2 separate regions of the Homo sapiens genome follow, and region 2 is linked to region 1. A link is a loop called in an ENCODE intact Hi-C map of the cell type or tissue named here. Cell type or tissue: HepG2. All regions are shown on one strand. Each heading gives the region's core, and the rest is flanking DNA. Links, peaks and the distances in the headings are about the cores only.

Region 1 (8,681 bases), core at 1,857-6,856:
TGATTTGAAGATGTATAGAACAGTTTCTTAAAATTATATCATTGGAAATGGGTATTACAGAATTCAGATTATATGTAATTTTAGGAAAGTTAACAGGAAATTAATATTTATGTGGGGCCTGGCAGAAAGTCATGCTTACAATGCCAGGAGTTTTCTCTGGTTTAATTCTGCTACTACTATAAGTAGTAGGGATTATTATCATTATGTTCTTGTTATATTTTCAGCCTGTCATGGTGTTCAGCAAGGTTAAGAAACTTATACAAGGTGATAAAGCTGGACTTCAGTTCTAGTTTTCTCTCACTCCATTCAAACACACTACCTTCCATAACACATAAAATGAGGTTTGTATTATCCCTGACCATCCAGTCTAAAGTGTCCTGCCCCACTTACTGTCTTTCATCATCCTGTTTATTTCCTTCTAGGACTTGTCACAATTCACAATAATCTTGTTTATTTGTTAGTTATCCGACTCCCTTGAGAAATGTTAATGGTATGAGAGTGGGTAATTTTTCTAGATGTTCACAGCCATATCCTAGTGTTTTGAACATAGTAGTTTCTTGATAAATATGTTTTGAATACAATGAATGAACACACTGAAGTGCTTTTTGTAATACTAAAACAAGGTTAACCTAAGTAAAGAGATCTGCTATGGTCTGAATGTTTATGTCCCTCTAAAATTCCTATCTTGAAATCCAATGCCCAATGTGAGAGTATCTGGAGGTGGGTCCTTTAAAAGGTGATTAGGTTGTGAGGGCTGAGCCTTCATGAATGGGATGAATGTCTGTGATATTAACAAATATATATTTGGGCTGGGCGCAGTGGTTCACGCCTGAAATCTCAGAATTTTCGGAGGCTGAGGCAGGCGACTGCTTGAGCTCAGGAGTTCGAGACAGACCTGGGCAACATGGCAAAATCCCATCTCTACAAAAAAATACAAAAATTAGCCTGGCATGGTGGTGTGTGCCTGTGGTCCCAGCTACTCAGGAGGCTGAGGTGGGAGGATTGTTTGAGCCCAGGAGGTTGAAACTGCAGTGAGCCATGATCATGCCACCACACTTTAGCCTGGGCGACACAGCAAGACTCTGTCTCAAAAAGAAAGAAAACCAACAAATATATATTTGGTCTTTGATCACAGATTTCTGGCATAGAACTCCTAAAATCCTCAGAATCTCCGAAGTGATGTCTTTTCATATGCTAATGATTGACTGATGCCTGGCAACCCCCAGGTGGTAGCTTCAGGATGGAGGCTGGTCACTGGAAAGACCAAGGCATGATAACAGGTTTAAGATATTCAGCCCCACCCGCTAACCTCCAGGGAAAGGAGGGGGGCTAAAGGTTAAGCTGATCTCCAATGGCCAATGATTAATCAATCATGGCTACTGAATGAAGCCTCCATTAAAAAAAATTAAAAATAAAAATAGAAATAAATAAACAGGGTTTGGAGAACTTCCAGATAGCTAAGCACCTGGAGACTTCTGGAGGGTGGTACGCCCAGGACAGCATGGAAGCTGCATGCACTATGCATCTCTAAATCTGCATCCTTGGTAATATCCTTTATAATAAACTGGTAAATGTAAGTTTCCAAGTTCTATGAGCTACCCTAGAAAATTAATTGAATTCAAGGAGGGGTCATGGGAACCCCCACTTGAAGCCAGTCAGTTGGTCAGAAGTTCCAGAGGCCGAGACTTGCTACTGATTTCTAGGGCTTAAGAGGGAACCTTGGGGACTGAGCCCCCAATCTGTGGGATCTTGTCAGAGGCATTTCAACTAGAAAAATTCCATCTTGAATAGGAGCTGGGTAAAATAAGCCTCAAAACTACTGGGCTGCATTCCCCGACAGTTAAGACATTCTAAGTCACAGGATGAGACAGGAGGTCAGCACAAGATACAGGTCATAAAGACCTTGCTGATAAAACAGGCTGCAGTCAAGAAGCCAGCCAAAACCCACCAAAACCAAGATGGTGATGAGAGTGACCTCTGGTCATCCTCATTGCTGCACTCCCACCAGCACCATGACAGTTTACAAATGCCATGGCAACATCAGGAAGTTACCCTATATGGTCTAAAAAAGGGAGGCATGAATAATCCACCCCTTGTTTAGCATATAATCAAGAAATAACCATAAAAAGTGGGCAACCAGCAGCCCTTGGGGCTGCTCTATCTCTGAAGTAGCCATTCTTTCATTCCTTTACTTTCCTAATAAGCTTGCTTTCACTTTACTCCGCCGACTTGCCCTGAATTATTTCCAAGAACCCTCTCTTAGGGTCTGGATCAGGACCCCTTTCCGGTAACGATCTGATGCTATCTCCAAGTAGATAGTGTCAGAACTGAATTGGAGGATATCCAGTTGGTATCTGCTACAAAACTAATTGCTTGCTTGGTGGTGGGGAGATGCTCCTCCCCCACCCACCCACCCACCCCTCACACCACCTACATTTGGTCACAGGTCTGCACTGATTGTGGTTGAGTGAGATAAATTTAGAAAGCACTTTGAGTTTTTTCTCAAAAAACTTCATTTAATAAGCGCATTAAGGCATTCCCTTAATGTGCTTATTAAATAGACCCTAGAGAGCTCCCTCACCCTTTGCACCATGTGAGGACACAGCAAGAAGACAGCTGTCTATGAACCAAGAAGGAAGCCCCAACCAGACACTGAATCTGCTGGCACCTTGATCTTGGATATCCCAGCCTCCAGATCCATGAGAAGTAAATTTTTGTTGTTTACAAGTCACCCAGTCTATGGTATTTTGTTATAGTAGCGTGAATGGACTAAGACAAGATCTCACAAAGGGTCACTGAATAATGAACAGAACTCGCAGCTCAGAACTGAAAAGTTCATGGTTACTTTGTTCCAATCTTACTCTCTTTCCTTAAAACCCTACTCTTAGTGTTTTCAATTATGGTGCTATTTTTACTCAAGTTACATGGTGATCAAACTGTATTCTCTTACAAATCCTTCCCACTAAATGCTTTGTATTTTTCCTAGAATTACAAGTACACAAGGGATATAAAAGGGCCACCAAGCCTATTATCCAATATCCACACAAAGTCTGGCCCAGAAAACATAAAAGATGTTAAATTCAAGTAAAAGTACTGTTTACACCAGTTTGTTTAGCTGTTTTAATGAAGAGCCCTGAACTGGGGATCTTAATGTGGTGGGATTGGGGCATAGCCTTGCTTTCTTCTGTGGCAGCTACAGAGTATAGCCAGCCCAATCATCTTGAAAATACGTTTCTTTAGTCACTATAAACACTGCACAAAAGAAATCAGGTGGATCAGAACAAATCTCTTAGCACTACTGGATAAACAACTCAAGGTTCACGGTCCAGCCATAATATAACAGTCCTTTAAAAATGTGTTTATTGGAAGTTTTCAATGGCATAATAAATGCTTTGATGTATTGTGATAAAAATCAATATAAAAAGTGTATATATAACAATAGGGAATTAAAGAAATCCTTTTAAGTCTACATGATGAAATTATACATGGCCAATAAAAATCATGTTTTAGAAGAATCATTAAGAAGTAGAAGGCTCAAGACCAGCCTGGCCAACATGATGAAACCATGTCTCTAGCAAAAATATAAAAAATTAGCCGGATGTGATGGCAAGCACCTTTAATCCCAGCTACTCTGGAGGCTAAGGCAGGAGAATTGCTTGAATCTGGGAGGTAGAGTTTGCAGTGAGCCGAGATGGCGCCACTGCACTCTAGCCTGGGTAACAGGGCGAGACTCCATCTCAAAAAAAAAAAAAAAAATAAAGAAAGAAAGAAAAGAAACAGGAGGCCGGACACGGTGGCTCACACCTGTAATCCCAGCACTCTGGGAGGCCGAGTGGGGGCGAATCATCTGAGGTCAGGAGTTCGAGACCAGCCTGGCCAACATGGTAAAACCCTGTCTCTACTAAAAATACAAAAAATTATCTGGGCATGGTGGTGCGTGCCTGTAGTCCCAGCTACTTGGGAGGCTGAGACACAAACATCACTTGAACCTGGGAGGCACAGGTTGCAGTGAGCCGAGATCGTGCCACTACACTCCAGCCTGGGTGACAGAGTGAGACTCCGTTTCCAGAAAAAAAAAAAAAAAATAGTAGGTATCAGTCCTGGTCCTGCCAGGAAATAGATGGCATACTCAAACGGAGTGATTGAGAAGACTGACTAATTGCAAGGTGTGGGCAAGGATAAGAAACCAGGGAGCTGATGAAGCACCCCAGGGCTGGCAGCACTAGGGAGCTATTTCCATTCCTAGGCATGAAAGGGCCAGAGGAAGTAACTACCAGCAAAACACTAACACCTGTAGCTCTAGGAGAAGACCTCACACCATGAGCTGTGGATTTAGTAGAAGAATGATGCCTCTTCCAACACACAGCCTGGTGACGAGGGATATCCCAGTCTCTGTCCTCCCACCATCTGATCTCCTATCAGTGCCTTCCACTGGCAGCATTCAACTGGAAGGTAGAGGGCAAAGGAGCTCATTAATGTATCCCATCGTGGTCAGCCTCCCAGAACAGAGGTGGATGGAGGGCAGGAGAATGTGTCTGGAAAGGCAAATGGAGACTACCCAGCAAAATATTTAGTGAAAAACAAAGTATTATAATCCCAAATCTCTAAATCTGTATATGTCATAGGTCAGGTTCCCTAGCACAAAGATTCTGAGATTTGCATGCGGGTTTGTTGTGAAGTGCCCTTGGGAAGAGTGCCTGTGAAAGGAGAGGGAAGCTGGATTGACAGAGGGAGAGGTGAACTGTAATGCAGTTGCAACAGAGACCTTGGCCACTTCTACATCGAGCTCTAGAGCTAGGATGGCCCTTCAGAGTTGTCCAAACTGAATAAAGCAAGAAGACTAGACTTTGGTACCCTCTCAACAACAGATTCTTGGATGCAGGCTGCCCCCCTGAGGCCAAGGTCAATTCCTGGATAGAACCATTAGCAGCTAACACTCCAGGCACTGAGCAACTAAGCATGTCATCGTGAAGGTAGAGGTGGGGATGAGGCTGAGGGAAGCATGCTACAACATCCACTAAGATGTCAGTTAACACATGACTGACTCTGGGTGATAGAATTACACATAAGATTTTTCCTGCCTTAACAAAACTAATTTTCTGTTGTTCCAAGTGTTCTAAAACAAGTATTATATTAGAATACAGAGCAATTCAGGTGTTACAACAGACTTAAATAGTGTATTCCTCTGTCCTACAAAAGTTCAGACAGCAGTCCACAGCTGGTATGACAGCTCAACAACCATCAGAGACACTTGGTCGTTCTATTTGGTTGCTCTGCCACCTTCAATGTATGGCTTCCATCTCACAGTTCAAGATGGCTGCTCCAATTCCTGTCTTCACATTCTGGCAAGAAAGGGGAAAGAAAATAGTGGAGGGCACACCCTTTCCCTTTAAGGGCATAACCGAGACAATGCATGCATTATTTTCATTCACATCTCATTGGTGGCCATACAAGCTTCAAACAGGCTAAGAAATACGGTCCTTATGCTAGGGGGATGTCTTAGTCAGTTTGGGCTACTAAACAAAATACCTTAGACTGGGTACTTTATATAAACAACAGAAACATATTGCTCACAATTCTGGGTGCCAGGAATTCCAAGATTGAGGCACCAATAGATTCAGTGCCTGATAAGGGCCTGTTCCTCATGGATGGTGCCTTCAATGTATCCTCACATGGTAAAGGGGGTGTGAGAGCTCTCCAAGGCCTATTATAAGGGTGCTAACCCCATTTGTGAGAGCTCTGCCCTTATGATCTGATCATCTACCAAAAGGCCCCACTCCCTAATACCATCACACTGGGGAACGGATTTCAACATATGATTTTGGAGGGATACAAACATTCAGACCATAGTAGGGACCATGTGTACAGCGCAAGTTCAGGGTTTCTATTACTAAAGAAAAAAGGGGACAGATGCATGCTGGGAAATAACTGGCAGTTTCTACCACAGTATGTATTAGTTTGATAATCAGTAAATTTACAGTAAAAAAGCAAAAACAGGCCAGGCACGGTGGCTCATGCCTGTAATCCCAGCACTTTGGGAGATCACAATTAAAAGAACTAGAGAAGCAAGAGCTAACAAATTCAAAAACTAGGAGAAGGCAAGAAATAACTAAGATCAGAGCAGAACTGAAGGAGATAGAGATACAAAAAATGCTTCAAAAAAATCAATGAATCCAGGAGCTTGTTTTTTGAAAAGATCAACAAAATTGATAGACCGCTAGCAAGACTAATAAAGAAGGAAAGAGAGAAGAATCAAATAGACGCAATAACAAATGATAAAGGGGATATCACCACCGATCCCACAGAAATACAAACTACCATCAGAGAATACTAAAAACACCTCTATGCAAATAAACTAGAAAATATAGAAGAAATGGATAAATTCCTCGACACATACACCCTCCCAAGACTAAACCAGGAAGATGTTGAATCTCTGAAAAGACCAGTAACAGGCTCTGAAATTGAAGCAATAATTCATAGCCTACCAACCAAAAAAAACTCCAGGACCAGACGGATTCACAGCCAAATTCTACCAGAGGTACAAAGAAGAGCTGGTACCATTCCTTCTGAAACTATTCTAATCAATAGAAAAAGAGGGAATCCTCCCTAACTCATTTCATGAGGCCAGCATCATCCTGATACCAAAGCCTGGCAGAGACACAACAAAAAAAGAGAATTTTAGACCAATATCCTTGATGAACACCGATGTGAAAATCCTCAATAAAATACTGGCAAAGAGAATCCAGCAGCACATCAAAAATCTTATCCACCACGATCAAGTAGGCTTCATCCCTGGGATGCAAGGCTGGCTGGTTCAACATACACAAATCAATAAATGTAATCCATCACATAAACAGAACCAAAGACAAAAACCACATGATTATCTCAATAGATGCAGAAAAGGCCTTTGACAAAATTCAACAGCCCTTCATGCTAAAAACTCTCAATAAACTAGGTATTGATGGAAAATATCTCAAAATAATAAGAGCTATTTGTAACAAACCCACAGCCAATATCATACTGAATGGGCAAAAACTGGAAGCATTCCCTTTGAAAACCAGCACAAGACAAGGATGCCCTCTCTCACCACTCCTATTCAACATAGGGTCGGAAGTTCTGGCCAGGGCAATCAGGCAAGAAAAAGAAATAAAGGGTATCCAATTAGGAAAAGAGGAAGTCAAATTGTCCCTATTTGCAGATGACATGATTATATATTTAGAAAACCCCATCGTCTCAGCCCAAAATCTCCTTAAGCTGATAAGCAACTTCAGCAAAGTCTCAGGATACAAAATCAATGTGCAAAAATCACAAGCATTCCTCTACACCAATAACAAACAGTCAAATCATGAGTGAACTCCCATTCACAATTGCTTCAAAGAGAATAAAATACCTAGGAATCCAACTTACAAGGGATGTGAAGGACCTCTTCAAGGAGAACTACAAATCACTGCTCAACAAAATAAAAGAGGACACAAACAAATGGAAGAACATTCCATGCTCATGGATAGGAAGAATCAATATTGTGAAAATAGCCATACTGCCCAAGGTAATTTATAGATTCAATGCCATCTCCATCAAGCTACCAATGACTTTCTTCACAGCATTGGAAAAAACTACTTTAAAGTTCATATGGAACCAAAAAAGAGTCCGCATTGCCAAGACAATCCTAAGCCAAAAGAACAAAGCTGGAGGCATCACACTACCTGACTTCAAACTACACTACAAGGCTGCAGTAACCAAAACAGCATGGTACTGGTACCAAAACAGAGATATATACCAATGGAACAGAACAGAGGCCTCAGAAATAACACCTACAACCATCTGATCTTTGACAAACCTGACAGAAACAAGCAATGGGGAAAGGATTCTCTATTTAATAAATGGTGCTGGAAAAACTGGCTAGCCATATGTAGAAAGCTGAAACTGGATCCCTTCCTTACACCTTATACAAAAATTAATTCAAGATGGACTAAAGACTTAAATGTTAGACCTAAAACCATAAAACCCTAGAAAAAAACCTAGACAATACCATTCAGGACATAGGCATGGGCAAGGACTTCATGACTAAAACACCAAAAGCAATGGCAACAAAAGCCGAAATAGACAAATGGGATCTAATTAAACTAAAGAGCTGCACATCAAAAGAAACTACCATCAGAGTGAAAAGGCAACCTACAGAACGGGAGAAAATTTTTGCAATCTACCCATCTGACAAAGGGCTAATATCCAGAATCTACAAAGAACTCAAACAAATTTACAAGAAAAAAACAACCCCATCAAAAAGTGGGCAAAGGATATAAACAGACACTTCTCAAAAGAAGACATTTATGCAGCCAACAGACACATGAAAAAATGCTCATCATCACTGGTCATCAGAGAAATGCAAATCAAAACCACAATGAGATACCATCTCACACCAGTTAGAATGGCGATCATTAAGAAGTCAGGAAACAACAGATGCTGGAGAGGATGTGGAGAAATAGGAATGCTTTTACACGTTGGTGGGAGTGTAAATTAGTTCAACCATTGTGGAAGACAGTGTGGCAATTCCTCAAGGACCTGGAAGTAGAAATACCATTTGACATAACGATCCCATTACTGGGTATATAACCAAAGGATTATAAAACATGCTGCTATAAAGACACATGCACACATATGTTTATTGCGGCACTATTCACAAT
Region 2 (8,681 bases), core at 1,183-6,182, 240 kb before region 1:
AATGACTAAGACAGATGAGTCCCAGTTCCCTCGAGGCTCATTTTCTATGCATTGGGGGGTAGAGCTGTGGGGGAAGGGCAGGGAGATTAACAATAAATAAGTAAACACCTAATCCACAGAATTCCATATTGTGATAAATATGAGGTTATGGAGAAATTTCCAGTTTATGTGCATAATTACCAGAATAACTGGTGGTGGCCGTGGGAAAGGAATGGGCCACTTCAGATGGGGGCCAGGGACAGCTAAGGAGGAAGTGATGTTTGAACTGAGATCTGAATGACCAAGGGGAGCTGTCCATGAAATGACTGGTGGAAGAGTGTTCCAGGCCCAGAGACTGTGCAAAGGCCCTAAGGTAGAACTTGGCCTTTGCAGGGATAAGAGTGTGGAGGGAGGGAACAAAATCACAAATTCTGTTTTGAACATATTAAGTTGATCTTTGACATTCAAGAGAAGATTTTACATATGCAACTGGATATATTAGTTCTGAGTTCAGGCAAGAGGTTGAGGCTGCAGATAAAATTTAGGAAACATCAGCATATGGATGACATTTAAACCAGATAGTAGGGAAAAAGACAGGGCCAAGAAATGTCTGAATCAGACACTCAGACATTGAGGAATCGTGGACGAGCAATCAGCAGAGGAGCAGCTGGAGACGCCGGAGGAAACCCGGGGAATTTAGAGATGAAAGTATTTAAAAAATGAGGGGCCAAGGCACAATGTGGGTGGAACTTTTTCAATACAAAAAACCTTTCATTTATGTTATGATTTTCATAAGCCTGCAGTGATTATAAGTGTAAAGGTGGCTCCTGTCACATGATTCGGGCACTGCTTACTTTAAACTAACCCCGGTTCCATCCTCCATGTGCGTGGTGGGCTCAGAGCTCTCCTGGCTGCTTCTGCCGTCTTCTACAACAGCTTGGGCCACTGGGCTCTGAGCATATGTCCCATCCAGAGCATAACAGTGAGTTCAGTCCCTGGACACAGGGCTCCCTCTTAATTACTCTTTCAATTCTGAAACCTTACTTTCCTCTCATGCCAAGAAAAGAGAATATCAAGTTTTTAGAGACCCTGGTCTGCTTAAATTCTAAGGTAGATGTAACTCAGTTTCCATCTACCTAATCAATGTATTAATGGATTTAATTGATTTTACATAGAATAGTTTTGATTTCCTATTAACCAGGTTAGTGAACTACCAGATTCCCTACCTCACCCGTTTTTTAGATCATTGCTGTTTTTAAAGAGGGCCCCCTTTTCCTCTAAGGGTTTGAAAAATGCATTTAGAGAAGCAGAACATTTGGAAATCAGCTTCAAATGATGTTTCTCACATTCCTCTTTGAATGATGGCTGTGAAGACAGCCTGGAAACTGTTCAAGCCTGCCAGAAGAGTACTGCCTTATATCCTTCCGGATTACATTCTTTATTGTTGTTATTGTATTTTTGGATATTGTTTGGTCAGAGGCATAAAATAGAACAAAGATATCGGACTAGAATTTGAAATAACTGAATTCTGCTTCTAGCTGTCGACAAGTCAAAAATCTCTTTGTGTTTCAGTCCCTCTACTAAATGGGGCAGGCCTACCCATATTAGCTGTCTAATGTTAAGTGTAATTTTCTTTTCTTTATTTTTTTTCTTTATTTCTTTAAAAAAAAAAAAGGGATACACGTGCAGAACGTGCAGGTTTGTTACATAGGTATACGTGTGCCATGGTGGTTTGCTGCACCTATGGACCTCTAAGTTCCCTCCCCTCACCCCCCACCCAACAGGCCCTGGTGTGTGTTATTCCCCTCCCTGTGTCCATATGTTCTCAATGTTCAACTCCCACTTATGAGTGAGAACATATAGTGTTTGGTTTCCTGTTCCTGTGTTAGTTTGCTGAGGATGATGGCTTCCAGCTTCATCCACGTCCCTGCAAAGGACATGATCTCATTCCTTCTTATGCGTGCATAGTATTCCATGGTGTATATGTACCACATTTTCTTCATCCAGTCTATCACTGATGGGCATTTAGGTTGGTTCCATGTTATTAAGTGTAATTTTCAAAAGGGTAAAATCATCTCTCTCAGGAAAATAGAATATGAATACCTGTCAAAGAATGTATTTATTGAGGTGAACGTTAAGATGTTAAAACTGATTCAAAAAGCATTTGAGATTATGTGTGTGTAAAATTTAATTTAAAAATATTATAAGATTGATGAGTTAAAACTGGTTGGTGTCCAACAGGACAGTAAACTAATCTTTGTGCTTATTGGCTCTATTGCACAGAAACTATTTGCATCTTTACCAGACAAAAATTTTTAAGTTAACCTCTGCACCTATGGAGTGTAAAGTCAGTAGAAAATTAAGCTCAATACTGCACTGAAAGAAGACCCAATAATCAGTAATATTTTCTGCCTATTTTCAAATGTCAGATAATTTTTCTGACATATATGTGTTTTTTATATATATATAAATAATAGTGGTTAACATTTCTTGAACACGACTATGTGCTGGGCAACACTTAACATGTTCTATCTCTTTGGATACTCATTACAACCCTATGGGGTAGGCATTTTTATTATCCCCATCTTACAGGAGAGAAGACTGAGGCTCTTCTTAACCAGCCTAAGGTCGCAGAGCTAAGCGGCAAGAGTGGTGATTAAACTGAGGTCTGACTCTAAAATCTTTGTTTCAGTTCCTAAGTTATTAATACTATTATTATTATTATTATTATTATTATTAGAGGTCAAAAGGAATCAAGAATGTGAAAGTGCTTTAAAGACTGCAAATATACTATAAGTTGCAAGGCGCTCTTGTTAAATCTAGATCACTACTAAAGAGTAAGGCAGTGAGAGTTACTGCTGCATCATTGTGGAGGGAGCAGTGTTCATTATGGAAAAGGTCGGCTGTCCTGGAAATGCCTATGAGACTATCTCGACTCTGTTCCCTTGAGCTGAATTGGTTTTACTTAACTCAGACTACTTTTCTCTCTTTTTTTTTTTGGAGGGTGGATTTCATTAAGAGAGTCTCTTGGCCTATTTTTGATTAAATGCATGGAGAGGTATCCACTATGAAACCCTTCCTCGCTTTTCTTTGTGTTTTCTTTTCTCAGCTTAGTAGAGTGAAAAGAACACAGGTCTCCGGGCTAGACAGGCCTGAGGCTGAATTTCAGCATCATGATTGACTAATGTTAATACTTGGAGCAAATCACTTAGCCCAGCTTATCTTAAAACCTGCCCAACTGCACCAAAATCACTTGAGGGAGAACATAATGTTCATTCAGAAGCAGGGAAGGGGAATCATTTCCTTGTTGGTAAAAGAACAATATTATTATCTACCTTCAAAGTATTTTGAGAATTGACATCTAGTAGGACATCAGAAATGTTAGTTCTAGCCTGGGCAACATAACAAGATCTCTATCAAAAATTTAAAGAAATAAAAAATTAGCCAGGCATGGTGGCACATACCTGTTGTCCCAGCTACTCTGGAGGATGAGGCAGGAGGATTGCTCGGGCCTGGGAGGCTGTGAGCTGTGATCATGCCACTGCAGTTCAGCCTGGGTGACAGAGAAAGACCCTGTCTCAAAAGAAAAAAAAAAGAAGAAAAAAGAGAAATGTTAGTTCTGTTCTTCCCATCTTCTTTCTTTGTTATTTATTTATTTATTTATAATTTTTTCTCCAGTCTGTAGAACCTGTGAACTTCCCATCTTCTTTCTAAAGAAGTCTTACTAATTTGCCATTCGTCTCTCCTCCTGGCCCCTCCTACTTCTGTTTCCTTTCCTCTATTCCCCTCCTTTCCCATCTCCTTCCCATCTTTTTTTCTCCTCTTATCCCCTCCATTTCCCTCCCCTCCCTCCTTGGATCCCCACTTCTCTTCCTGTGCCCCCAACTCTTCTCCCCTTCCTTCCCTTCTGTGCTTTCTCATCTCCTCTTGTCCCTTTCCCTTTCCCTCCCTTTTCTTTCTCTTCCCTCAAGGATCCTGAGACCAGAATCTCCTAAATAGTGAGACCTTATTTTCACCTTACTAATGTAGAGAAACTATGGACTGAAATCTGGAAGGACCTGCTGTGACCTCTTTCTATTCCAACTCTCACTTCATCCATGAGAGGACTGAGAACCAAGGAGGTTAAACCCAAACCCAGATACCCTGACTTCTGGTCAGTGCTCCTCCTAATACATCACCAAGTCCCCTCTGTGTCTATTCTATCAACGCGACGTGATGGCTCCTCCCCATCTTCACTTAGCAGTTTATCAGGAGGCTGGGAAATACAGAGAGATGAATCATTGCTGTAGTTTGTTCCTGAAGAGTGAGGTAAGGTCTTGTAACTTCTGAGGCTACCAGAGAGAATGCACCACGGCACATAAAACAAAAAGGTCAAATGTCACCATCAAATGTGCAGTGTCCTCCCTAGCTGGTCAGGAAAAGGAGGCCTATACAAATGGCAAGGAAAATAATCTGTGGTCATTTCCACAGAGAACCACAGCTTTTACACTTCCGCTTAATGTCCCTGGAAAAAGAACAAAACAGCGTCCTGCAGGAGATAAGTCTGGTGAGGAAAACAGATAATAAGCTTGGTGAAAGCAGCCAGAGACCCAGCCACCACACAATGCCTCCTCCAAGTTCCTTAGTGGAAAAATTAAAGGCAGCACCAGACTTCCTTTGCGTGCATTAGCAGAGGAAGAGGTGCTTCCTGGTCCTGCCCCACTCTCTCCTCACACCGGTTCCACCGGTCCTGTGGTCTTGGCTCTAAATGTCAGGGAGGGAAGCTGGAAGTGGGTGCTAAGGTGGTACTCACCTCAGGAAGGGAGGGACTAAATTAGAAGGGTTGGGTCTCACAGAGTGAGCTACGTGTTCTGTAAGGCAGATTCCTTAGTTTTGCATGACAGTGTTGAATTCCCATTTGTATGTCTGAACTTTTAATAGAGTGGTGTTTACTGGCCTTCCGTCTGTTGCACTCTGGGGAGGGCTAGTGTCCCTATGCGGGGCCAGGGCATTAGAGAGGGCATGGCCCCTGCTTACTCAGGCTCAGGAGGACAGCAGGGATTAGGGCAGAGAAGGGGAAGAAGAGGCAGTTCTCTAGAGACAAGAGGTAGGTTGGTAGTTGTCAAGGGCTGGAAGGAATGGGGAATGACTGGTAATGGATTTCTTTTTGGGTTGATGAAAATATTCTGGAATTAGATGGAGGTGATAGTTTCACAACTTCATGAATATATTAAAACCACTGACTTGTGTGCTTTCAATGTGTGAATTTTATGGTGTGTTAATTACATTTAAATAAAAGAAATGTGATGATAACAAAGAAGGAATGGTGAATTTTGGAGCAATGCTAAGTGCTGTCAGGACCAGCTGCTCTCCCCCAGGTATCCTGCCTGCATTTCATAAACATTTTTAAGTGTCATATATTTTCATAATTTTCATTCTTGTAGTGGAATTATGGTCCACTGTGTACCACAATTCACAAAGAGATATCTCCAAGTTGGTCATTTAGGAATGTTTCTTTTTTTGCTGTTATAGGTGTCAAACAAGGGCAATAGAGCTCTGTTTTCACTCTGCCGCAAATCTTGGTTTTTCACAAACCTTCTCTGGAATTTATATTCCCACACTACTGTGAATATATAGTTAAATTGTTTGCTATTTTAATTCTTGGTGCCTTTTTCCCCATAGTTTTACATGGTCTCCTTCATAATCTTTTCTCAACTCTGCCAGCTCTCTGCTTACCTACCTCACCCACCTCATCATGAAAATCAAGCTCTTCTGACCTCATCTATGTTTCCACTGCTGGACTTACAGCACTGTTTTGTAATGTATTTACCCACCTGGCTCCTTTGCCAGACTGTGAGCCCCCTGAGGTCACACACAGTGTCTTATTAATTTCTGACTCCCTGTTGCCTTTGCTTGGCAGAAGGAAGGTGTAAAATATATGTTAATTGGATTTAATTGAATTGCTGAGGCTCTGAAGAACAGTGTGGAGTCTGTCCCTTTGCTTCGGTTGAATTACTATCCTTAGTGCCAATTACAAGAACTGGAATTGCTGGGCCAAAGGGCATGGATGTTTCTCCATGCTTGCCATATTGCTTTCTCAAAAGTGGTACTAATTTGTAGTGCCACCTGAAATGGATGAGTGCGCCAATAGCGCTGTCACCTTGCCAACCCATCATTTTTCAAAATGCTAGTTTAGTAGGTATCAAATGATATTTCAAGGTTGCTTTAATTTGCATTTCTTTGATTACTCCTAGGGCTGAACATTTTCTCAGGTGTTTATTTACTGTTTCTGTTTCTCCTTGGGGGAATTGCTTGTTCATAGTCTTTGCCCATTTATCAAAATGATGAAATACAGCTAATACATTTGAATAAGCTCCTTGTATATTTTATTTATGATCCTATAGTCTATCGTATTTGATATATATTTTTCATATTTTATATTTTGTTTTCTTCTGTTTTTGCTTTTTTACATTGTACAGAAGTTTAAAATGTATACATGTGTGTACCTATCTCTTTCTTTACAATTCCTTATAAAATTTCAAGAAAAAGTTCTTCCTCACAGATGTGCTAAATATTTTATTCAATGTTCTGTTCTTTTTTTCAACATAAAAAGTTAACTTAATCCACCTAGAGTATATTAAGTACTTAGTTACTTTTAAAATTGCTATCACAAATTCCAAAACCTCTTATCAAATAAAACTTGTATCAGTTATATTATTTGATAGCAAGTAACAAAATCCAACTAACAGTGGCTTAAACAAAAAGGGGCTTTTTCTTCTCACTTTATAGGAAGTCGCAGTTGGTAGGGTTGGCAGCATTTTGGTGTCTCTGTGATGTGGGTCCTGGAGACTGGAATGCTCTGGGCCCTTCTCTCATGCTACCTCCTCATGATTCCAAGATGGCTGCTGAGCCTCTATATTCAAAGCAGGAAGGAAGGGCAGTAAGAGCCACGTCAGTTCTTTTAATCAGGAAAACAAACATTTTCTTCCAAACCTACCAGCAGACTTTCTCTTATGTCTTTATTTTTATTTATTTATTTATTTTTTGAGACAGAGTCTTACTCTGTCGCCCAGGCTAGAGTGCAGTGGCGAGATCTCAGCTCACCATAACCTCCGACTCCCAGGTTGAACTAATTCTCCTGCCTCAGTCTCCCGATTAGTTGGGATTACAGGCACGTACCACCACACCCAGATAATTTTTTTTTTGTATTTTTAGTGGAGACGGGGTTTCACCATGTTGGCCGGGCTGGTCTCGAACTCCTGACCTCAGGTGATCCACCTGTCTTGGCCTCCCAAAGTGCTGGGATTACAGGCATGAGCCACCGTGCCCAGGCCTCTTATGTCTTATTAGTCAGAACTGTGTCATAAGGTCACACCTAGCGCAATGGTGGCTGGGAAAGTATTTCATATTTCTCTTTCTATAGAAAAAACAGCAGGAGAGAAGGCGTTTGGGAAAGGCCATTTAGTCAGACAACTAGGCGTGTCTGTACACACTTTCCTTCCCTCCTGCTGTTTTCAAAAGCTATTTTTGATAGATATATTTTAAGTGTGTACATATATTTAATTATTTATAGTTAAACTTTATTTCACAAAAATGCTACTGTAAATTATTAGGCCTTTTTAGTCTCTTCATTTGGTTCCATTAATCTATGATCTAGTTAGTGCATTATTTTAATTCTTATTTTATTATATAGCAAGTTTTAATGGCTGATATTGGTAGAAACTTTTCTGTGTCTTTTTTATACTCCCTGTTGATGGTATTCTTATTATTTTCATACATACATTTTAGGATAATTTTGTGAAATTAAAAATACTTATTAGGTTTTAGGCTGGGCACAGTGGCTCACGCCTGTAATCCCAGCACTTTGGGAGGCCAAGGCTGGCAGATCACTTGAGGTCAGGAGTTCAAGACCAGCTTGGCCAACATGGCAAAACCCCATCTCTACTAAAAATACAAAAATTAGCTGGGCCTGGTGGCACATGCCTGTAATCCCAGCTACTGGCTGAGGCAGGAGAATTGCTTGAACCCAGGAGGTGGAGGTTGCAGTGAGCCTAGATCATGCCATTGCACTCCAGCTTGGGAGATAAGAGCAAAACTCCATTAAAAAAAAATACTTACTAGGCTTTAGATCAGAATAGTATTAAATCTATAAATTCAATTTAATTCAAATTTAATTCTATTGGTCATATAGACATTTTAGTGTTATTAAGTCTTTTTATCTTGGAATTGGCTCTATTTCTCCACTTACTTGAATCATCTTTTAAATGTTCTAACAAAGTTTTGAAGGTTTTCTTTTTAAAAGTCACATCACATAGTTCCTAGCCATTTTAAGTTTGGAAATCTGGCCAGGCATGGTGGCTCACACCCGGAATCCCAGCACTTTGAGAGGTCTAGGTGGGCGGATCGCCCGAGGTGAGGAGTTCGAGACTAGTCTGGCCAACATGGTGAAACCTGTTTCTACTAAAAATACAAAAATTAACTGGGCACGTGGCATGTGCCTGTAATCCCAGCTACTCGGGAGGCTGAGGCAGGAGAATCACTCAAACCTGGGAGGCAGAGGTTGCAGTGAGCCGAGATCACACAACTGCACTCCAGCCTGGAGTGACAGAGTGAGACTCCATCTCAAATAATAATAATAATTAAAAATTAAGTTTGGAAATTTGTGATATGGTGTGTGTGACTATAAATCAGATATCTTTTCTTGTTGTATTATCTAGCTGGTA

Evidence for each region. Peaks named below come from ENCODE experiments on the same cell type or tissue, not always from the same donor. Only the 100,000 strongest peaks of a DNase experiment are listed, where the experiment ranks them.
Region 2: it touches region 1 in a loop (4-fold over the local background); 1 of 110 quality-filtered maps calls a loop at or near these places.

The regions. Positions count from the first base shown.
Region 1 is chr2:54,172,981-54,181,661 of GRCh38, reverse strand. The region is part of intron 3 of ACYP2 (acylphosphatase 2); the gene reads right to left. Among named protein-coding and RNA genes, the nearest start is that of ACYP2, 62 kb to the right of the region's middle. In HepG2, for the core only: a CTCF peak has its summit at 4,885 (motif pointing left); a DNase peak (open chromatin) is centred at 4,861.
Region 2 is chr2:54,412,291-54,420,971 of GRCh38, reverse strand. No RefSeq gene overlaps it. Among named protein-coding and RNA genes, the nearest start is that of SPTBN1, 40 kb to the left of the region's middle. In HepG2, for the core only: no CTCF peak of the experiment used is centred there; a DNase peak (open chromatin) is centred at 4,301; H3K4me3 peaks cover 436 bases.